3 separate regions of the Homo sapiens genome follow, and all the other regions are linked to region 1. Evidence: chromatin loops called from intact Hi-C (ENCODE). Cell type or tissue: endothelial cell of umbilical vein. All regions are shown on one strand.

What was found. Peaks named below come from ENCODE experiments on the same cell type or tissue, not always from the same donor. Only the 100,000 strongest peaks of a DNase experiment are listed, where the experiment ranks them.
Region 2: it touches region 1 in a loop (3-fold over the local background); 5 of 110 quality-filtered maps call a loop at or near these places.
Region 3: a loop joins it to region 1, with 21 times the contacts of the local background. A loop is called at or near these places in 103 of 110 quality-filtered maps.

Annotation. Positions count from the first base shown.
Region 1 is chr11:87,416,637-87,424,636 of GRCh38, forward strand. The region is part of intron 2 of LOC107984361 (a long non-coding RNA gene); the gene reads left to right. Among named protein-coding and RNA genes, the nearest start is that of LINC02711, 300 kb to the right of the region's middle. In endothelial cell of umbilical vein, a CTCF peak has its summit at 4,910 (motif pointing left); a DNase peak (open chromatin) is centred at 4,905; H3K27ac peaks cover 554 bases.
Region 2 is chr11:88,540,942-88,548,941 of GRCh38, forward strand. All of the region lies in intron 8 of GRM5 (glutamate metabotropic receptor 5), which reads right to left. Among named protein-coding and RNA genes, the nearest start is that of GRM5-AS1, 40 kb to the left of the region's middle. In endothelial cell of umbilical vein, a CTCF peak has its summit at 3,610 (motif pointing left); a DNase peak (open chromatin) is centred at 3,600.
Region 3 is chr11:87,349,154-87,357,153 of GRCh38, forward strand. No RefSeq gene overlaps it. Among named protein-coding and RNA genes, the nearest start is that of TMEM135, 320 kb to the left of the region's middle. In endothelial cell of umbilical vein, a CTCF peak has its summit at 3,774 (motif pointing right); a DNase peak (open chromatin) is centred at 3,908; H3K27ac peaks cover 1,377 bases.

The DNA of each region.
Region 1 (8,000 bases):
TGCATGTCTATCACTGCACTATTCACAATAGCCAAGGTATGGAATCAAACTGCGTGTCCATCAATGAAGGAATGGATAAAGAAAATGTGGTATATACACAGTGGAATACTACTCAGCCATGTAAACAAGATTAAAACCCTGTCATTTAGATAAATATGGATGAAACTGAAGGTCATTATATTAAGTGACATAAGCCAGGCACAGAAAGACAAGCATAGCACGTTCTCATTCATATATGGGAGCTAAAATAGTTGATCTCATGGAGGTAAATAGTAGAACGATAATTACCAGAGGGCTGGAAAGGGTGTGTGTGTGGAGGGGCTAAGGGGTGGGGGTAAGAGAATAAAGAGAGGTTAGTTAATAAGTACAAACATACAGTTAAATAGAAGGAATAAGTCCTAATATTCAATAGTAGAGTAGGGTAACTATAGTATTTTCAAAACAGCTAGAAGAGAGAACTTGAAATGTTTCCAACACATAGAAATTATAAATACTAAGGTGATGTATACCCTAAATACCTTGACTTGATCATTAACATTCTATGCATTTAACAATGTCATATGCACCTCACAAAAATGTACAAACATTATTATTACTAAAAAATTTTAAAAAACTACAATATGCAAATCTTTTTAAAAAGTGTTTGCCTTTGTGTCACCATGCCAGAAGCAGAACTTGCCCACCAGTAGGAATTTCTAATAAAGTTAATGAGACTATGTTGCAGCTCACAGACTGTTAAAGCCTAAGATGCTAACATTTCCTCCATGCTTTTAAATTTACAAAGCCTTCTTATCCACTTGGTGTCATTTAGTCTTTACAAAAATTCTGCAAAGTGGCATCAGTATTGTTATCAGTCCCTTTTTTATAGTTAAACCAACCACCCAGAGCACCATCATCTGGACTAGAACCAGGTTCCAGGGCTCCAATGCAAACCATGATGCTTCCTTTTAAGAAAATTCTTTATCATCTTCTGCCCCATTAGAGGGAAGTTTTATACATTCATCTGAGGTTGAACAATAGAAACATGGACTCATGTTTTTGCTAGCTCTTTTTCCAACTAATGGACAGAGAAAAGTAAGACAATGTGTGCCCATGTTTGTACATTACTATATTTTCGGTGTTCAGTTCTTTATGTATATGTTCAGGACATTGAACAAATGAATTAATGAATAAATATTATATGTGCTGAGCTGCTACTGGTCCATCCTAGTGGTGGCTTGTGGCCATAGTGCAGGGCAACCAACTGTCCTGTTTTGCCCGAGACAGATGGCTTTTCAGGGAATTGGGACTGTCAGTACTTGCCCTGGTATGAGTTGGTTGTCTGACCATAATGATCCTTTTCATGTGGCTGCCTAACCTTCCTTTTAGCTTGCAGTCTAGTTGGTAACTGATATTAGCATTGAAATATCCAATGCCAATAACAGGAGAAAGTGATGTGTTTCAGAAAAAAGTAGTTGTAATTATTGGATTGGAGATGGGGCAGGGGAGGCAAGAAGGGCAGCCAGCTAGCCTAGGATGCCTGGGTTAACTTCTGAACACTTGTTTTTTCCTCTTCTCTAAGCCTGGCTAATCCTACTTATCTTTTTATCCTGGATTAAATGTTTCTTTCCCTGGGAAACCTTCCCTGAACTCCTTAAGACTAGATTAGGCTCTCTGTTTGGTGTTCCTCTACTCTGCCTTTCAGACACCCTTCATATTTGTATTTATTGATTTGATGTCTATTCTTTGGGCTGTACACTCCAAAAAATAAAGTTGGAATTGTCTTATTCACTGCCATAGCTCTGATGGAAGCATACTGCCAGGTATATAGTAGATACTAAGTAAAAATCTATTGAATAGATTTTTTTTAACTGACTCCCGCTTCTGTAAAAGGGTAGTGTTACAACGGAAGACTTATTCAGAGAGCAAGTGTTGTACCTGGACATATGAGATATGCTTTTAGCACAGGTAGCTAGGAGCTCAGATGTGGAAAAGACTAGATGCACAAAGTGGGTAGTCCTTTCAATTAACCAAACAAAATGAAGAAGCTAAGTTGTACTAAAACTTGGAAATTAATTGACAAATATTTATTTTGCATTATCCCTTCATACTTTCATGTATTAATTCAACCAGTATGTGTTGAAGTCTTTCTCCATGCCAAGCCATGGTCAAGAGATTGGAGACACAAAGATAAACATATGGTCTCTGTCCTTGAGAACTCTATTCCTAGATATTAATTAGCGTATGTTAAGTTTTATGCTGGAGCTGGTGCTCTAACAGATGAGAAACATGCCACCTGTCTGTCATTAAAAGACAGGCTCCCCAGCACTTTGGGAGGCCGAGGCGGGCGGATCACGAGGTCAGGAGATCGAGACCATCCTGGTTAACACAGTGAAACCCCATCTCTACTAAAAAAATACAAAAAAATTAGCTGGGCGTAGTGGCGGGTGCCTGTAGTCCCAGTTACTCAGGAGGCTGAGGCAGGAGAATGGCGTGAACCCGGGAGGCGGAGCTTGCAGTGAGCCGAGATTGCGCCACTGCACTCCAGCCTGGGTAACAGAGTGAGACTCCGTCTCAAAAAAAAAAAAGAAAGACAGTCTCAGAGTTCAGAGATACACTAATACTCTCTCAACAGAGTCATGAGTTATAATAATTGCATGTACAAGGTGTGCAAGATAAGAGTCCTCAAGCTCAACTGTGGGTGTGATCAGGCAAGGCTTCCAAGAAGAGAGATGTTGAAAGTTAAAGAGGAGCTTGCCAATTAAAGAAGGAAAGGAAATGTGGCATGAGGGAGCACAGTCCATCTGGAAATGTGGATGCTTGCTGAGGTATGCCTGTAAGGAGATCCCTAGGAGCTGACCCTGAGGAGTAGCTGGGTCCCAGTGGACCCTTCTGATGAGGGTGCATGGGCCCATTCAGCTGGCGTGAGAGGCAAGCAATGAAAGTACTGGGAGCAAAAGTTGAAAAGATGGGTCAGGGCTAGGCCATGGTGGCCATAAATGCTGGACTAAGGAGTTTGGACTTTATTCCATCGGAAATGAGGCTATCTATGGAAGAATTTTGGCAGAGACAGGACACAATCACTCTCTGACTCAGAATTTATTTCTGCCTACCTTGACCTCCTTCCTCCCACACCCACAACCAAACTTTCCACAGCCAATATTAATAACATTCTGCTCAGAGTCAGAGTTATTCTTGTTGTCCCTTTACGTTTCCCTTCCTGTCTCTTGCACGTTCTACTCCTCCCGTCGCCTGTGGCATATAGTATACTATATCAGGTACCAAAGCTCCTAATAAGTTTTGGCAGAAGCAAATACTTGATAATGATTTTCTGGGAGGAAAAAAATCACTTCTTCTGCCAAAGTCTAAGGGGTCTGTATTGTGAGATTAGCATATAGATGACCTTGCTCTCTGCTCTTGATTCAGCTTTGGTGAGAACACAGAGCTTTTAAGTTCTTGTTACATTTTTAGTTTCTCAGGTCCCCCAGAGCAGTGTTCCTGAAAGAAGAGTAGGGAGAATTTCTGGAAATAAAAAGGTGCAGCCAATTCTCTGATCCTGAGAAACCTGCAGACTCATTTACCTGGAAGAAGGGAATCAGCTCCTGCAGGCTCTGCAAGGAGCACCAGGAGGCATGCATGGCTCTTCTACTGGTGGGCCCATGCCTCAGTTTCCCCTTCGGGAAAAAACCTCTTCAAAATCTGATGGTCTTGTAGTGGCTTAGCTTAGCTGGTAAGGTGAATTTTTCATTCACTCAAAATGTAATATTGTGCACCTTCAATTGTGGTCAATTTTGAGGATACAAAAAATGAAAAGTAACATCTCTGCTCCCCAGTGTCAGACAGCAAATGGTGATAGTATCTAAGAATGGAGCAGGAGCCTCATTTTCTTGCATGCAAGGTAATTGGGCCAAAATTGATTTTCATATGGTTTGTCTTTAAATAGGAAAAACCTACTTAAACTTAGTAGGCTGGCCTATTTGCCTATGCTATTCTTTTTTTCCTGGGATACTCTTTCCCAGTGATTTACCCATCAAGGCCCATGCATTTTTCAAGTCTCAGCCAAATGCTGCCACCCTTCTGTAGCTTCCCTACCTATCCAAGGCAGGCCTGATGGCTCCTTCATCTGTATACTCACAGCATGGAGTCCTTCATTTCAGTGCTTTCTCACTAGGTTAAAGTAATAGCAACATGTCTGTAATAGCACGTGGACTTGAGCATGTGAATAAGGGGAGTCGCATCCTCTCTATCTCGAGAATGGAAGTGGTGGCAGGATGGACCCCCTGGAGAAGCCTCTCTGCCTCTTCATGCCGCCTGGCACCTGTGTCCTCCTCCCTGACCACTCAGGGCCAAGTGCAATTGTTGGTTTCCCCACCTGAAGGACTGATCGGATGGTTTGCACTAAAGATACATTGCAAATGATTCTCAGTAAGGGCAATGATGGAAAGCTTGGGATGTATTAGAATCATCTGAGGGGCTCAGGAGACTGTCCCACTCTCTGCTGCCAAGACTGCCACAGTGGAAGGAACTAGGCCTTGTGTGACGGAATAGCAGCCATGTGGCTATCACTCTTGAGGACAGGGAGTACGCTTTTCTTCTTTGAGTCTTCAGCTCTTAGCATGGGGCCTGGAACATGGCAGGGTTCATTAAATTCATGACTGAATGAGAATAAATGAAAAGGGCTAGGCTCATTAGCTTGGGCAGATGTATACCTCACATTCTATGTCAGTGGTCAGGTCCAGAGAGCTGGCAGGCAGGGAAAGGAGATGGGCAGACACATTTAAATAATCGTATTGAGTCTTGGGGAAAGGGTCCAGGAAGAAAGATGCTAACTAGATCCAAGTGCCAAGAATCCAAGAGAGCTTTGAGTCACTGCTTACTCTGATGGAGAATCTAAAGAGGGATGTTTAAGGTAGAACAGTGACACCTAGTGGTGGAAGAATGACCTGCTAGATCCTTTCCCATCAAGCTCCCCATCCTGCTTCTCTGTCCTCCTGTTCCCTTGGCAGGTTGGGACCTTGGTGATACCAGTGGGTGCCTAGAGAAAGAAGTGTGCTGTCTCAGGCTCCTACAGGACGCCGTGGTTTGCTGGTCTCCAGGGTGGATGGATGAGTAGATGGTTTGACCATGAAAACACAAACATTGTGCCTGTGACTAATGACACTATATTGTATATTTAAAATTTTGTTAAAATGATAGATCTCATATTAAATGTTTTTCTACAACACACACACACCAAAACACAAAGCCAGCCAATCACATAAAAAAACTCAACAAACCCAGTCTGATTCTGTTACAGGGCCAGACTAGATGATTGTAGAGGTCCCCTGGTCAACTCTTTTCGAGCCTAGAGAGGGAAAAGGACCAGTCCAAAGACACATAACAAACTAGTTACAGAGCCAGGGCCAGAAGCCAGGTTTCCTGCTGCTCAGAAAAGAGCCCTCTCTATCAGCCTTCCTCTGCTGACTTTGACAAGGTGGAATTATGCCACAGTGAATAGAAAGGTACTGAGAGAGGAGCAAATCAAGGGGAGGGGAAGCTTGAGGATGTAAGCAAGGGGAGTCACATGCTGTCTACCTGGAGAATGGAAGTAGGGGCAGGATGGAGCCCCCTGGAGAAGTCTCTCCACCTCTTCATGCCAACCTGGCACCTGCGTCCTCCTCCCTGAGCACTCAGGGCCAAGCGTAATTGTTGGTTTCCCTGCTTGAAGGACTGATCTGATGATTCACGCTACTGATGTGTTGCAAATGATTCTCAGTAAGGGCAATGATGGAAAGCCTGGGATATATTAGAATCATCTGAGGGGCTCAGGAGACTGTCCCATTCTCTGCTGCCAAGATTGCCACAAGGGAAGGAAATGGGCCTTGTGTAACCCAGAGGAGCCTGGGTGAGGTGCTGGAGGCATTCACCATGGGGCTCTGGCTAGGAGAGCCTGTTTTCTGTCATGTTATGCTGCCCAGTGGAGTTTTCCCAGCAGAGCTGTCTCCAGTGGCCTCCTGGCTGCCTGGCATGGAGATCCAGTCTCTCTTGGAAAGTCTGGACAACTCTCCCCTCTAACTCCAGCTTTCCATGTATATTTTTCCTCTCAGCCTTGGTGCTTTGTCTGCCTGACTTTTCAATTGACTTTCCCCTGAGTCACAAATTCCCCAGCTCCTCCTTCCCCGCAGGCTATCCCAGGTTCCACCATAGCTGGGAAAGGCAGGAAGCAGCTATCTCTCCCTTGGAGCAAAATTTGTCAAACACAGAATGGAAACAGAGCTTGCTATCAACGTGCTGAAAATGCTTGTTGCTGGATACAAAATGTGATATCAAGATACTCCAGAGATACGCCCTTGCTGTTTCTCTAGAGTCCTTCTCTTCAGGTGATATTTGGTTATTTATTTTAGCAGTTAAAAAATTCTTAACTTTATTTAGTGATTTTAACATGTCTCTGAAAACATAGGTATTTCAGGGACAAATGAAGCCATGTGGAAAATGACTAAATGCAAAATGACTTGTTAGTCATTGTAATTAGCAAACAGATCTATTTTTGGCTAATTTATATAGCATTAATTACAAATACTTAGGGGATGTTTACTGGGTCTTGTGGGCTTTGCAGGCCTTGGATTGTGCTAAGCACTTCATGTGCATTTTATGGTTTAATCCCTCACAACAACACTCCAAGGGAGATAATTTTATTATCTCAATTTGCAGTTGTAAAAACAAGCTTAGTGACTTGCCCAGAATCACATAGCCGGCTGTCAGGTCCTTGATGGCAGGGACCTTGCCTTATCTCCTGATGTCCTCCATTTGCCTGCCACAGGATCCTAGAAATAATAGGGCCAAAGAGATGCTGGTGAATGATGTTGGTGAAGATGATGATAACAAATGATGACTTCCGACTAAGATGCAAGGTTTCTCCTACTCCACCATTTACTTCCTTACTCTGTTCCCAGACGTACTCTGTTCCCAGACGTAATCGGGACAAAGATACTCCCATTACAGACTGTGGAAAACATCTCACCTTCCCTCCAAGCTTGGGAATGGTGAGAATGCCTTGATTCTATTGTTGCTTCTGTTTTTCATCTGTAAAATGGGGACAAAAGTATGACTTTAGGGTAAATGAGACATAAACGTACATCATAGACGTAAAAACACTTTTTAAGTTGTTAATCATTAAACAAGAGAGATGTTACTTTGATGAATAGTCTGCTATTCAATATTAATAATAATGTACACACCAAGCTGAAAGGTGGGCTACCTTCTCCTTACTCCGTACGTAAAGCAAAATTGTGATCTCATCTTCCATGCTTGCATCTTGGTATTTCGAAGGTGGAAAGAGACAACGGGAGCTACTCATTCCTCCTCTTAGGAAGGAGGGCCTGACTTTCAAGTCTATTTTCTTGCTGTAGATGGAAAAAAAAACCTGATTTTGAATGCCAGAGCTGAATACTGTAATTTTAGTATTGCACTAACCCCAATCACCCATCACCCCACAGATAGATGCCTTGGGTTGAAGACTCTTTCATTATACATTAAACTGGTGTTAATTCAAATTTAGTGCTTGGCTGGGGGCCTGTCCACAAACTTTTTGTTACTAGCCTATAAAAAGATACATTTAGCAATTAATGGTAAACATTTAGAAATATTTCACAGCAACTTTACAGAGTTATTTTTATATCTGTTGAATTGAAGAAAAAATAGTGGCTTGCATTTTGTTTGTCCTTTTAATATTTAACAATACATTTTTATTGCCTTTTCCAAAAGTATAAGTCTGTGGTCGATTGAAATTTTTTTAAAAATGTTATTCCCTACTGGTAGTTTGAGAAGTACTGCTTTATACCTGAAAAGGAGGGAGTAGATGATTTTTAGCCTTTTATGCTAAGGATCCTTTCTAGCTCTATGAAAATGTGTTTGCCTCCCTCTCAGGGACCACACCATGTGGTATGATGAAGGACCTGACTATGACCAGCCACAGAAGGGCTCATACACCCTTCCTCCAGGGAATTAGGTGAGGACTCACTTTCTGTTGGTAAGCTCAAGAG
Region 2 (8,000 bases), 1.1 Mb after region 1:
GGGTTTCACCATGTTAGCCAGGATGGTCTCAATCTCCTGACCTTGTGATCCGCCCGCCTCGGCTTCCCAAAGTGCTGGAATTACAGGCGTGAGTCACCGCGCCCAGCCCCATCACATTGTCTTAAGATTATTATTTTAATAAAGGTAATTATATTTCTCCTGGTATTAGGATAACGTTTTATGTTTAATTATAATCACACATGATTACAACAGATGGATTTCCTAATTCTGTCATTTCCAAGCAGATTTCCACACTGCCGAGTGTCTATCACAATAAAGGAAAGTGAGATTACTTTAATTTCACAATGCAAAATATCCAAAGAAACGTTTACTGATGTTTCTTAAGTACTTAGTATTTGCTAGGTCCTAAGCTAGGAGTTTCATTGTGATCTGTTATAGATATTAGGAATTTATCATGTCAGAGTGTGATAAGCTAATGCATGAAGTTAAGTAGTATCATCTGTATACATACAAGTATATAAGCATATATAAATATATAGACACAGATACATGTATATACACACATACAATCACACACTTATACATATATAAACATACATATAGATAGATATACCATAGCTCTTCAGATTTGTCTAACTTGACTGGGCTTTAGTTTGCCTGAGATGGGCAATATATTATGGAAATTAAGTGTACTGGATTTGGAGTTAATTAACATGGATTTTATTCTCAGCAATACCACTTACTAGCTATATTGTTATGAATAACTTATATAACTTTTTCTCAAATTTTCTTTTCGCATAATGGAAGAAATACCATGTAATTTACAGGATTGATGTTTTATGTAGATTTTAGCATTTAATTTCACTAAGACACTTATATGGTTTGGCTCTCTGTCCCCACTCAAATCTCATCTCAAATTGTAATTCTCACATGTCAAGGGAGGGATCTGTAATCCCCATGTGTGGAGGAAGGGAGGTGATTGGATCGTGAGGGGGAGTTTCCCCCATGCTCTTCTCATGATAGTGAGTGACTTCTTGTGAGATCTAAAGGTTTTACAGGGGCTCTTCCCCCTTAGCTTTCTCTTCTCTCTCCTGCTCCCTTGTGAAGAAGGTACCTGCTTAACATTTGGCCATGATTGTAAGTTTCCTGAAGCCTCCCCAGCCATGTGGAACTGGGAGTCAATTAAACCTCTTTCCTTTATAAATTACCCAATCTCATGTAGTACCTTTATAGAAGGGTGAGAGCAGACTAATACACTATGAGATATGTACTATTATTATCCCCCTTTCACCGATAAAAATAACTGAGGCACAGAGTGGCTGGGTAGCTTGCTGAAAGTCACACAGTTAGATGAGGCAAAGCCAGGACTCATATTTGGGCTGTTGAACACTGAGGCTTGTATTGTAGAACACTAGATTAAAGAAAATAACCAAAATTACCAAAGGCATGGCTAAAAAGGAAAAAACAAACAAACAAAAATCAAGTAGAGGGCAAAGAATAAAGAAGAGAAAGAGGAAGAGCAAGCATACGTAACAGGCACTATACTCAGAGCTTTTTAAACATTGTTTCAAACATTGTCTCTTTACAACCCTAGGGAGGGGTATTGATGATCCTGTTTAAAAGAGATCTATTGGTCACAAAGTTTATAAATGTTGATGTTGGAATTCAAAGCTAGGTTCTTCTGTTTGTAAATGATATACTTAAACATATATTGTGTATTTTCTAGATACCTGGCATAGTACTTGGTTTTCTACTTGACATCCAGAAAATACATTTCACAGCCTCTCAACTCAAGGAGCTTAGAATCCAATGGGGATGATAAACATTGGCTGTCATAGACAAACAAATAGAGCACACTAAACTCATGGTAAAGATAATAACACCTGCCGGGCTTGGTGGCTTATGTCTGTACTCGCAGCACTTTGGGAGGAAGAGGCTGGTGGATCACCTGAGGTCAGGAGTTCGAGACCAGCCTGGCCAACATGGTGAAACCCCGTCTCTACTAAAAATACAAAATTAGCTAGGTATGGTGGCACATACCTGTAATCCCAGCTACAAAGGAGGCTGAGGCAGGAGAATCACCTGAGCCCGGGAAGTGGAGGTTGCAGTAAGCTGAGATTGGGCCACTGCACTCCAGCCTGGGCGACAGAACAAGACTTCATTTCAAAAAAGGTTAATAACACCTAGGTGTCCTAGAATGAAAAAATAAATCTCCTAGAACTAAAATGGAAAATGCCGTGGTGTAATTTGAACTTACCCTGGCCTGAGAGGCACAAGCTTGGCACACTGTGCACAACAACTATTTGTTAACTGCATAAGCGATAAGAGCTGATTAAGTGAAAAGACATGATATTCTTTATCTGTTACCTTTCTTTCTCACATGGGGCCTTGTAGAGCTGACCGTTTAAGCTTTCTCCTTCAAGCCTAGGAAGAGGGCAGGGTGCAGAATGTGTCATTGGAAGAAACAAATGGGTGCAAGCTGACTGCCTTGCTTGTGACTGTCACGTTCACCACAAATAAAATAGCAGAAGGTTTCTGAAGGCAGGGACCATGTATGTATCCCAGTGCCCACAACAGTGAGTGGGGCCTGGCAAGACTCAATAATAAAAAAAGTGCTGAATGAGAGAATAAATAAATGAGAAAGAAAAATATTATTTCAGGGAAGACATAGAGAAATCAGAGAAGAGGAAAAAAAAAACCCACAACCAGGACCCATACCATCATGTTATCCTTTTTTTTTTTTTTTTGAGGCCTTTCCTGTCCTCTCTCATCATTATTTCCCTTTTTGTATACCCACAAAGGATCGAGTTATCTATACTTCCTTACTAACATTATTTTTTATGAGTCTGAATTTATTATGAAGAGAAAAGTTATCTGGGGGAAGGATGGTATTGTATTCATTTTTATATCTCCAGTGCCTAACCTATCATCTAGCCCATAGCAGATAACATGGTTGCTATAGCTTGAAAATGTCACCAAAAGTTCACGTGTTGAAAACTTAATTGCCGTGTAACAGTATTAAGAGGTGGGACATTTAGGGGTGATTTTGTGAGGGCTCTGCCCTCACGAATGGATTAATGTTGTTATCATGGGAGTGGGTTAGTTATTGGGAGAGTTGGCTCCTGGTAAAAAGATAAGTTTGTCTCCCATTTGCTCTCACTCTCTCTCTCTCTCACACACACACATACACATACACATACACATGCTCTCTTGCCCTTCCACCATGGGATGACCCTCCCCAGATGCTGGTGCCATGGTCTTGGATTTCCCAGTCTTCAGAACTGAGAAATAAATTTCATTTAAATAGTGTTACCCAGTCCGTGGTATTCTCTTATAGCAACACAAAACAGACTAGGAAAATGGTGAAATGGTACCTGTTTATTATGATTGCTTGGGTCATAACATTCACTGAGCAGACAAGCCTTGCTTTCCTGTGACTGACTTCTGGTCACTCTTTTCTTTCCTAGCCCAGCCTTGTGTTTGCTGTCTGGTTCACATTTTAGACTTTTCTACTCCTTGTATTACGGACTTCCTTCATTTCACAAAGCTTAACTTCATTCTCCGTAAATGTGTGCATTGCCTCCTTGTGTCTCCTTGAGTGAAACTCCCCACTAACCTCTGTTTTGGGCTTTCTCCCCACTCCTGTGAGGCTCTGCTGCCCTCTAGGGGGCCTTGTTCATCACACACTTCTCAGGGCCCAGTTGGATCTGCACTTGGCAATACAGTCCTAGTGTAGGAGTGTCATGACAGTGCTGCAAAGCCTCAGTGCTCCTTTTCCTGCTCCTACAGTCCCCAGTATAAAATGTGTGGCTATATAATGCAGTTGATTTAGGAACATTAAACTTGGGCATAAGCAAGCAAGAAGTCTGTCAAGAACTGAAACTCATTACAAGAGGAGGCTGGAAGAGGCTACCACAGGGTCTCAGTGCTCTTGGTACCAACGAAATCCTTGGCTATGAGTATCACACCTGCATCTTGATAGTTTGCACATTATATTAAGGTTTGCACTATAGAATCCGGTAGCCAACTAATGAGAATGTTCTATTTGACGAATGAACATTGATTTACATCTTTGCCTGGGCCTTTGGGAGACAAAAAACTTCCTCAAAGAGATGGGACCTGAAATTGCTTTTTGCTAAACCCTCAACCAACATCTGGTTTCCATACCCAATGATGACTCTTAACTCTATCTAACCTGACTCATCTGCAACTGGAACTATTGACTACTTCTTCATCTTTGAAACACATTTTTCCTGTCATGCTATCACTTGTATCTGGGTCTCAGTTCTTGGACTTTCTTTATTTATCTAGTCTCTGGGCTCTGTTCTTGGTTCTTCCAAATTGTGCTTACAAACAAACCCCAAACTCTCCTAATTATTGGTCCAATTTTCTTGCAGTTTCCTGGACTTGTTCACTTAGATGTCTCTTAGAAATTTTAAATTTAATAGTTCCAAAAACAAACACATATTTCTTCAAACCTATTCTCTTTTACCTTACCCACCCCAATCCAAATTATTTCTAATTTAGTCCTATTATTATCAAATGCAGTTGGCCCCCCCTCCCCCACCCTTTGATTCTCTAGTCTGAACCTTTCTTTGAGCTCATAGGACATAATATAAACATGTCCAAACTTAGTTATCAATTTTACCCTTCAAACCTCTTCTCCTTGAGGTTGAATTACACAGGTCCAAATCCTCCATTCACAAAGGTAAAATCTAGCACCCATCTTTAAGTATTCTCTTTTCTTTATACGCAACATTCAATCAGTTATTAAGTTTCATCATTATACATTCTAGTTGAAACCATCGTGATTTCTCACCTATCCTGTTGCAATGGACATCTGATTTCCCTCTTCTCTTCTTGTCACTCTAAATTTTATTCTATCTACAGAAACCAGAAAGATATCTTGAACATATTAATCTTATGATGTAACTCCTCTTCTCAAAGCTTCCGAAGCTTCCTATCACATTCAGGACAATATACAAAATATATATTTTGTATATTGTCTGATCCCCAATCCTCACCTAGTCTGATCCCCAAATACCAGTCCACATTTTTCTGTTGTCATTCTCTCCTTTTCTCATTTTACTTTAATCACAATGGAGTTTTTGCTAGTCTCCTAAAATGAAAATCTGTTTCCTGCCTTAAGATCTTTTTGGTTGTTGCTGTCTTTGCTTGGGATACATACCTCCACCTCCCAGAACTCTGTGTGTCTTATTTTCTCGCTTCATTCTTCCTTCTCTTTAACTTATTCAGAAGGCTGTTCATGACACTGTATCTAAACATATCTAAAATTAGTCCCAAATCAATTTCACTGTAATACCTCATCTTGCTTCTCTTTTTTTAATGACAATTAATACTATGTATTTGTTTATGTTTTATTGGCATTCTCTCTGACTATAGTTGAAGTTCTTTGAGAGCTGAGATTTTAGGTTGTTCTTCATTTTATCCTCAAAGCATAGAACAGTTTCTGGCACACAGCATATTCTCAATGAATAGTTACTGAATGTGCTAATGAGTAAAGTCAAGATATTAAATTATAGCTAAAGTTCCCCAGAATTGTCCTCTATTACAATGACTTTTGCTTTGCTTTATGTTTAATAATTATATATGTTAAAACTTTTGTTGCAGTTTGCTTGGAATTTGGCTAAATGGAGTTTTCTTTTAGGAAGATGTATACACATATATATGTTCATAGCCATTTCAGTGAATGGTAAAGTCTTAATATGGGCCCTATGTGTTCAAAACTTCTGTAGACTAGATAGTGAAGAAAGACTTTGTACGTGGTGTAAGCTTGATGCGTGGGGATAAATTTCATGCTAATGAGATTCATGTAAATGAATTTCTGTAAATTCAATGAATTTACTTTGTAGAAACAGCAATGTACAAGAACAATTTGAGTGGTGAGGGAGCTTGGTTTATGCAGAAGATTAATGCTGAGGAGAAGCATAAGGTTAAATTGAAAAGGTAAGAAGAGCAAGCTGAAGATACTATGAGGAATTGCCAGTAGTGTATTTTTCAACAAAAATGGGGAGGTATTGAATATTTTTTAGTTGGTCAGATGTATTGGTTTCTCATTCTTCTATTAATTAAGATGTATAGATATATGATATTCAATTGTATAGCAATTGTGAAAATTAAAATGAGGATACAAAATCAAAACATTAAAAAACAGTTTTACCTATATCTGATTAAAAATGGGTAAATTGAGGACCAGGAAAAATTAAACATGATTGCATTTTCAGAGTGGGAAGTAGAAAAATTTGTTGCATTTAATAGAAAACTGGGAAGAAAGAAACTATTACAAATGGATTTATTTGATATAAAAGAAAGTGAGTTTGGATATGTTAAGGTTGAGGTGATCCCAGGTATGAAAGTGGAGCTATCTAGTTGTCATTTGTAGACTCACAACCAGAACTCAAGGAAGACTAATACTCCAGAATTGAAAGTGTAATGATGGGATGGTTGAATTCTCCAAAGAAGAGAACAAAAGTAGACAGAACTCAAGGACCACAGATTGACCTTAGGGAATACCCTCAGTTAGGAGATGGGAGACTGCCTCAAGTAGCCCCAAACCTTATCTTTGTGCCTGCCGTTATCTCTTGCTGGAATGCCTTCCCTATATAAGCAACTCAAACACTCCCATTATTCTTGTACTCAAGGCTATCTCCTCTATGAGTTCCTTTAATAGATCACTTGAGAGTTGAAATTCTATACCTGATTCCATCTTTTCAGACTGACAGGCAAATATTTTTCAGCTAAAGAATAATGGAGGCTATAATAAGGCATAGTATGAAGAGCACAAGGAGTAGGCTGGCAGTCATGGGTTCACATCAGCTCAATAACAAGCTGGGCATACAGGCTCAAATTATTTCACCTGTCTGAGTCTCAGCTTTCACAAGTGTAAAAATTAGCATATTTTTATTTTACAAGGCTATTGTACAATGAAATAAGATATAATATGAAATAGCACACAGTACTTTGAAGGAACTTGATAAATATGTTTTCTTCTTTAACCAGCCACCAGATATATCTCTATGCCTACCAACTAATGGAAATATTTGATCTACAAAATGCCTTGTGGGAGGTGGGGAAGGGAAGGAGTTGGGACATAGAAGGTGAGACCAAAAATGTGTGTCCAGGTGATTGAGAAAAGGTAGAAAACTTATTTTAGCCAAAGGGCTAGAGAAAAGGATATTCCTATCTTTTTCTTGTTTAATTTCTTTCCTTGTTACCAAAGGAATGCTGCTTGGGAGAAGAGAGTTGTTAACTCACAGAATTATGCCTGAGGCATACTTTTCTCTCATATTAAGTGTTATGTTCTGAAGGAAATATGATTTGCATGCACCAGATACGGTGCAGCAAGACCACTTCTAAGCAGGACTAATGTAAATAAAAGGAACATTTCTTGAGACAGAATTTTGAAAATAAAACTGCTTAGTTTACCTTACCATTCAGAGAATTTATAACAATTAATCAAAAACATTTCAATCAAATTTAAGTAGTAACAAATGAGGCCACTAACATCACATGCAAATTAAAAAAATCCACTGTAATCACAGCACTTAAAAATATCAATTCATTATGCGAAGGGAGTGTTTTAGATGCAATTCATCAAAATCATCCAGACATAGTCTTTAATAGCTCCACAAATATACTTCAATTATTACGGAGCCAAACCATTTAATTAATCACTACAAAGCATTTCTTCCCTCAAAATAAAACACTTTAAAATATATCATTCATAACATTACAACCTGCCAGATCTAAATCTTCTTAGCATTTACCTTCTACATCTCCAGTGAGAGACATTAATATATTTAAAAAGTATATTACTAGGCACTAGTGGAGCACTTGGAAAGTTGACTTATTCTCTTGGAAAATGAACTACTATTGAGTGTTGATTCACATTAAGGGAGGAGCTAAGACTTCACCAGAGACTAGAGAAGTGAATCTTTGCTGGTCACCCAGCACATATTTATCAGATAACTTGCTAAAAACAAGCACCAAATTAGTTGCTGAGGGTGGAGGCAAAGAAA
Region 3 (8,000 bases), 67 kb before region 1:
GCATGGATTTTTCTCCATGAACCCTGGGTTCAGAGAGGCAGTGTCCCAAAAGCGTGCCCCCTCAAGAGCTAGCGTTGCAAGACTAGATGGATACTTCCAGGTCTTTTCTAGCTTCAGAAGTCTCACAGTGTCACTTCTGCTGTATTCTAGTTATTGAAATAGTCAGAAGTCTGCCCAAATTCAAGAGGAGGGGAGATAGACCCCATTATCTTTATGTGGAGATGCCAAAGAATTTTAGAACTACATTTTAAAACATAGGCATAAAAATTGCTGTCACACAGACAAACACCACACTGCAGTGTTAAAGGTTCTCTGAAAGATGTGAACTCTGTACTATTGGGAACAGAGAAGGGAAGCATAATGACCAGTTTATGGTCAAGGCACAGACCAGATTGAACGGGGGCACAGCATTTGGGATGAGTTTTTATGGATCAGAAATTAGCCAAAGAAAGAGGTAAGAATGGCTGCTGGCGAAGGGTATTCTGGTCCTGCTACAGTGATGAATCACAGATTTTTTTCTAGGGGACTCTAGCTCGTTATTCATACTATTTGGATCATAATGCTGAGAGACACCATCCCAAATGCTATAATCCTGAATGTTGAAATCTCAAAAGATCAAAATCCCTGAAGGTCAAAATCTCTAAAGTCTAAAATAACGAACCTCTCAAATACTGAAAATCACAGTCACTCTGTTAGGTGGAACTGTTACCTTGTCATTGTCTTTATTTGGAAATTAAGGTGGCTTAAGGACATGCTTGTGGATGCCAAGTTGACAAGGGGTAGACTTGTGGATTTAATCTTAGGTGCCAGCTTGACTGGATGAAGGAATGCCCAGAGCCCTGGTAAAGCATTATTTGGGGTGTGTCTGTGGGGTGTGTTCCAGGGGAGATGAGTGTGAGTCTGAGTGGACTAGGTGGGGAAGATCTGTCCTCAGTGTTGGTCTATGTTATCCAATCAGCTGGGGGCCCAGAGAGAACAAATACAGAAGGCAAATTGGTCTCTTTCTGGGAGTTGAGACAGATTTTCATCTGCTGCCTTTGACATCAGAACTCCACGTTCTCCAGCCTTGGGACTCCATGACGTAACACCAGCAGACCCCTGGGTAAGTTATACCGTCAGCTTCCCTGGTTCTGAGGCCTTCACATTTGGACTGAGCCATGCTACCAGCATCCTAGGGTCTCCAGCTTGCAGACGGCCTGTTGTGGGACATTTCAGCCACTGTAATTGCATGAACCAGTTTTTCTAGTAAATCCCTGTCCTATCTGTGTACATATCCTATTGATTCTGTCTCTCTGGAGAACCCTAATGAATACAGATGTGGTATTAGGGAAGCCAGATATCATTCCTTCTTACTATATTCCTTCTGACACAATGGAAGAGATCTGTGAGATTGTTCACTCACAAAAAAGTATATGAGGCTACTTAATGGTGAAAGAAAAGTTTAAAAGTGAATTATTATTGGTGCTTCAGAAGCAGAAAATTGCTTAATTGCAATGGCCAAGCAGTAACCAGACCTTCAAATGGACAGCATATACTTACAAAATTTGTAGACCACAACCACTCAACAAATACAAGTGTAGCTAATGTTTTGAAGATCATACAAGAAGTGAAAATGCAGATGAAAAATACAAATCTCCCCTGCCAGGATATTCAATTATGTACAACTTCTGCCTCTCCACAAATATTGCCAATTCACTACGCTATGTGTTTCATTTTCACATCACTTCTAATACCAGAGGTTTAAGTTGTGTACATTCTTTTAGAGAGTTCTAATTTGTGCTTTTCTTTTTTTGCAAGTTTGACTCCATGAAAGTATATTATCACAACATCGACTTTGTGTGTAAACATTGTGCATGTATGTAAAAACATTGAAACTTCCTCAATAAGTGAAGAGATGTCCTTTTTGTACATGAGCATTTGTGAAAGATAAAATTTCTTGAGATCTCAGCTCTGTGGGTGACTGCATATGCAGTGGTGACCCATCGCGGTTTTGGATTAAACTTGTCAAAAGCCTTAGGTTGTCTGTCATGGTATTTCAGACAACTGCAGTTATAAAGCTTGGTGATATGTGTTTATGCATTTCCCTTTTTGAGCTGTTTCTTTATGAATATAATTTGTCTGTCATAACCATTATACTTCTGAGACTCTCATTAATATACCTGAATGTTTATGCTTGCACAACTATGGACTTTGTTATTACCTAGTTCATTGTGAAAAGGTGGCCTATGAAGTGTTCTATCATGTTTTTATATGTTTTTCAAATAAACCTCCCTAAAAAATATAAATATCTTTTAAAGAATTAACACATTTTTTTTTGTCAGAGTTATATTTTCTGGATTTTTATCTTTTGAGATTTCAACATTCGGGATTATGGCATTCAGGATTGTGTCTTTGGGGATTATGATCGGCTTTGTCATAGGCAGGCCATCATTCCTCTTTGGATCTTGAAAGGTTCGTTTTCTCTCCAAGAGAACGCTCCTTTTCTGTTTATAGAGATTTGTATTTGACAACTAATTCAGCACAGTTTTAACCTGTAATGGCAGTAAACCTAGTCTCAATTTTCATGGGATGGGAGAGGTGGGTCGTTGTAATGTAATGTTGATTTTGTGGACTCAGAGTTTTTGCTTTGGAGTTGCTTGTTGAATCAACTGATTACCAAAGCAGACTCATTTCCTTTCCCCACAGACCTGCCCTTTTCTTTCAGTTCCAGCATCAGGTGGCTTTACTTCTCTCTTTCTCATTTAGGTGACATCTTTTACTCCTTCCTCTTTCTTCCTCTTTGGCCATCAAAGTCCTGGAGATTCAACTTCTGCAATATCTTCCATCTGTTTCCTCTCTATCCCTCCTACCCACTCTCTCATCAAACTCCAGAATGTGGGTTTCACGAGAGAAGAGATTTTTGTATGAACAGCATCTGGCTCATAACAGGCTTGTCATTTTCTGTTGGATGTTGAGTGAATTATGTTGTAACAAATGCTGCAGCCATTTTTCCTAACCAATCTCTGCACACTGGCCTCTTAAATAGATCTTTAAGAAACAACCGATATTCTTGTTTCAAACCTTCCAGTGGCTTATCTTAGGCCTCAGAAGAAAAGTTCAAACCCAGAAACTGGCTTACATCACAGGTTATCATAACTTCAAGTTCCAACCGTTTCTGGGTCCTGGTACCCCCCTGTACCCCCCCCCCTCCACATACACAATATTTGGCAGCTACACTTGCTGTTTCCTGGACCCGTTGTTTTCACTGTCCCATTCCTTTGCTCGGAATGTTTTCCCTTTTGTCACCTACTGAAATCTTACCCATCCTTTGCACCCTTGATGACACCTAAAAACCAGCTCCTGATATTCAATGACTTGTCACCTCATCTTTGCCCCTGCAGGTTGTTGAATCTATTTTGCCACTATGTCTTAGATTTTGGTTAATTGCAAATATCTGAGCATATGGGTCCCATGAAGGAAGGGACCTTAGCTTGGTAATTTCTAATCCGTGTGCCTAGCATAGTGTATGGCACAAAGTAAGTGCCCAATACATGGTGGAGAGTCTTGTTCTTTTTGATGGAGATGCTACTCTTACTATTGTAATTAATGCGATTATGATGACAGAGGGATCAGCCTGAACAAAGGCTTAGGGCAGAGGGCAGGATGGCTGGAAAGATGCGTGGTGTTGATATAGTATTGACGTCATTACTGTCATGCAGTGGTGGCTATCGTGATCCCCGCCGCACAGGCGGTTCCTTGGGACCTCTGGGGGCCAGTCATGCCAGATCTGGCCACTAGGTGGCACCCGTGTTCCACGAGCGCTAGTCGGAGAGCAACCCGCGGGCTTGGGCTCAGGCTCAGTGCAGGATCTGGCTTGCTGACGCTTGCCTGGCCAGATTGGTGTTCAGCCCTGCCCCACGTTGGCACCCTAGAACGTTGGCACCCTAGGCTGGCAGGATCCCTCGACTGGCCACAAACCCAGCTTCTGCAGGCTCGACCCCAGTCAGGTCCCACAAACATTGATTTGTAATTACTGTTTCCTGCAGATTGGGCGATGCCCCTCTCCTAGGCAGCCCATCTGGCCATTAGTCGGGTTGGCAGGAAGTGCTGAGAAGGTCTAAGTCCCAGATCAGACGGGGCACAAGTGAATCATCAGCTCTCTCAGTCATAGAGTCAGCCCTTCAGTGGTGTATACCAAGAGTGCCAGATCTGAAAAAATGTTTTCTCTAGGCAGCCTCCTACTGTCCTGCCTCCCTGCACCCAGCCTAGCCCTCGGAAATGTCACACATCTACCTGTCTTTATAATTATGGCCCAACCACTGTCTAGCGTTTCCTCTGAGCAACAGATGACTTGCAAAAAATGGGTGTCACAATGTGTTGGAGGGAGATTGAGAGTAGCCTTCTGCAAAGAGGATGCCCGGATGTACTCAGGCAGGCGAGCTGATCCTCTTTGGGGCCTGTCCTGGCCACATGTGCCATCTTCCTTCTGTAGCTGTCTCAGGCTCATCTTCCCAGCAGAGGCTTCCTTCGTCCTCGACACCTAGGCTCTGTGGGCACCCAGACCTTGTCCCTAAACTGTCAGTGGGTAACACAGCTCTTGGCACTGTCTTTTTAAAGTCCACTTCCAAGTCAAAGGTTGTTAGGGGCTGTTAGCTCTCATTTGGGAGCCGGAGTTCTTACTGTAATTGTTCATGAGCTCATGGAAATAGAGGGGTTTAGTTTGTCTGTTTCATACTCAAGCACAAAAGGGGATATGATGAGAACCCTCATGTAGTCATGTACTTATGCATTATATGTATCACATCTGTGCAGGGTTCTGGAAGGGGTGATGTCTTTGAGGTGTTTATATGGCCTATGACACAGGACACAAGAGGCTTAATCCTTCCCCACCCCACATCCACACATGCTCTGGGGGGAATGTGTTACACAGGAAGAGCCAGGCTAGGAAGGCTTCTGCCTGGTCTGCTGTGTGGAAGCAGGGAGGGACTGGGGCGGGGAAGGCAGGGTATAGGAAGCCATTTAGAGCCTGGATCACAACCAGGAAATTACTCCTCTGCTCCAAAAAAGCTTAAAATACCTTCTCTTCCACCAAAGAAAACTCACAGGATGAAAATACATCTAAGAGAGGAACTCAACAGAGCATGAAATAGAGATAAAGCTGTATCTGCTCAAACCATTCTGGGCTTTGGGCCCCAAAGGAAGTGCACTTCCCTGGCAGGTGTGAGGACGACAGAGTGTTTGGCTCGTCAGGTAAACCCTGAGAAAGGGTATATAATCGTCAGGTAAACACTGAGTAGGGATATAATTCCTTCTGTGAATCCCACCTAGGGCCCTAGTGCTGAAGGATAGGAGAGCAGCCTGGAGCACAGGAAAGACGACTAGCAGAATTTAGGGCCTGCTGGCTGGGCACGGTGGCTCGCGCCTGTAATCCCAGCACTTTTGGAGGCAGAGGCAGGTGGATCATTTGAGGTCAGGAGTTCAGTACTAGCCTGGCCAACATGATGAAACCCCTGTCTCTACTAAAAATACAAAAATTAGCCGGGCAGTAGTGGTGCACAGCTGTAATCCCAGCTACTCGGGAGGCTGAGGCAGGAGAATTGCTGGAGCCTGGGAGGCGGAAGTTTCAGTGAGCCAAGATCGCACCACTGCACACCAGTCTGGATGAGAGAGTGAGAGTGAGAACCTGTCTCAAAAAAAAAAATAAAAATAAAAATAAAAAAATGTAGGACCTGCTGAGGAGAAGTGGAAATAAAGCAGACCTCAGGACTTTTGTCTTGGACACAGGAATGTTAGAGGCTTTCACCAGCCCTTGGAGAGGAGGAGATTGGAGCTGAGGTCAGGATGTCAGAACCTGCTGTTCACTGGAGACACTTGATCCAGGTGATACCAAAATGTATGTTGGGAAACCACAGAAGCAATGGACACATTTTTTTTTTCAAACTATGAGCAGAACAAAGCCTTTTTTTGGCACTTTAGACAAATCACCCCTCCATCCACCTTCCCCGTCTCATGGTGCTGATCTTCCAGGTTTAGCAGAACAAGCTTTCTGGTTCCTACTCCTGGTGAGCCTTCAAGGAGAATTCCATCTGCCTCAGAGAGTTCAGGCCTGAAAGGGCATGAAAAGAGAACATCTTTTTTTGCACCCGTAAAATAGGCACCAGCCTCTCCATCCAGGCTGCCTTCCAGAGGTGGTGTGAGATCAAATGAGACAATGCATGAGAAAGCACTTTGCAGAGCGTGGAGTAGTGATATTGCTCCTAGGCAGGGTTCTATCAAATTAGATTCTTGTCCCAGCACCCTTAGTGTCTTGGTTTAATTAATTGCTTTGCATTTATTTAATTCACATGTCAACACTGGCCTCCTCAAACTACAGTTCTTTTCTGCCGAAGTCCAAAGTTGTCCCAAGATTTCCGCAAGCCCAGGGGATGAGAGCAGCTTATCTTCTCAGGAACACTTCTGCCTTGTGACATTGATCCAGACAAGAAGCTCAGCCCCTTCTTCAAGCCTTAAAAGAATTCTACTCATACAGTGCTCATGAGTGTTACAGAGTTTGCTAAAATTTTGGAGGGAGATGAGTGGCTTTCTACATAACAGCAATGAACTTTCAAGAGGAACATTTGGCATCCTGGGTCTCACAATTTGCTGGCACTAAACTATCTCTCGGGTCAGGGTCTGGACTCCACCCAATGCTGGGGGCCTGCCAGTGACTTGGACTCAATCTTAACTTATAGACTTCTCTTAATCTTAATTCTCCTTCTTCCTCTCCTTTCAGTCTCCATCCCTCTGTTTCTGCTCCCTCTCTAGAGCTAAAACAAATTCCTTTCTTATATTTTAGGTTCATTATTGCCAGTGGCTTTGTGCTAAGGTTCCTGTAGGTTTCACTTTCTACCCCAAGGTCCTTGTTAAGGTATTTTCTCAAAACAAAGAGTTCTCCCTCCCTAAGGAGAACTCTGGGGCCAGCTGTTAAGATAACAACATTTTCACCCCATGGCATGTATCATAACAGAATCCAAAAATGTTTTCAACAGCTTTGATATTGGCAACAGATTTGAGCTGAGAAAAATAACATATAATTAAAAATGAAATTATAAAGGAAACTCCAAATGACCTGGAAGGAAGGGGATAAAATTCTCCCAGAAATTCAAGCAGCCCTTTCCAATTACAAATACTAAAATGGAAGTAAGTGTGCACCTTCTCAATGTTAACACCTAATTCCAAAATCCCCCCAGGGCCTTGTGGTGTGGGGTGGCCTTCTGGCTCTGAGCCTCTGCACACAAAGGCTCCTGGAGGAAATGGAGGCCAGGGCTCACCCTGGATGTTGAGGAACACTGGGAGCAGTGGGGAAGCTGGTGTTGGGACACAGCAGTGGACATACCTGGCAAAGCCCAGAATGATTCCTAGTTCCCCGGGGCAGGCTGAAGTTGAGGGGCCCTCTGCTGTATCTCCATACCTCACTGGTTATCCCGCCACACCATGACCACAGCACTGTCACTGTCGCGGGGTGACTGCCTGTCAACTTCCCTCCCTCCTCCCTCAGACTGCAGCTTTGTGCCAGCAGACAGCAGGTGGTTTATTGCTGTGTACCTGGTACACAAAGGTATATAATGAATGTGGAAAGAAGGAAGGAGAGAATGACTGAACCCCTGCCTGGAGGGTTCTGAGTCTCATTTCTCCCTCATCCACTGACTTGTTCTGAGGTCTCTAGCCAGCCTACAAACCACTCTAAAACTTCACTTTTCGAATGGAGTGGGAATAGATGCCTGTCTTGAAGGGAAGATGTACTGGTCTAATGAAGAGACATGCAACCACTTGGGAAGTCAAAAACAAGGAGCAACGCTTATCAGGTCAGAAGCTCACAGGCCTGGCACCAATGCCCACAATGTCCCCACATGCAGAGCTTGATACAGCGTTTCTCCAAATCCCTGAGGGAACAGCTGTACCTGCTTTGCTGACTTGACTTGGCATAAATGGAGTCCCAGCGGGTGAGTCTCAGCCAAAGCCACCCAGCTCTTTCCTGACAG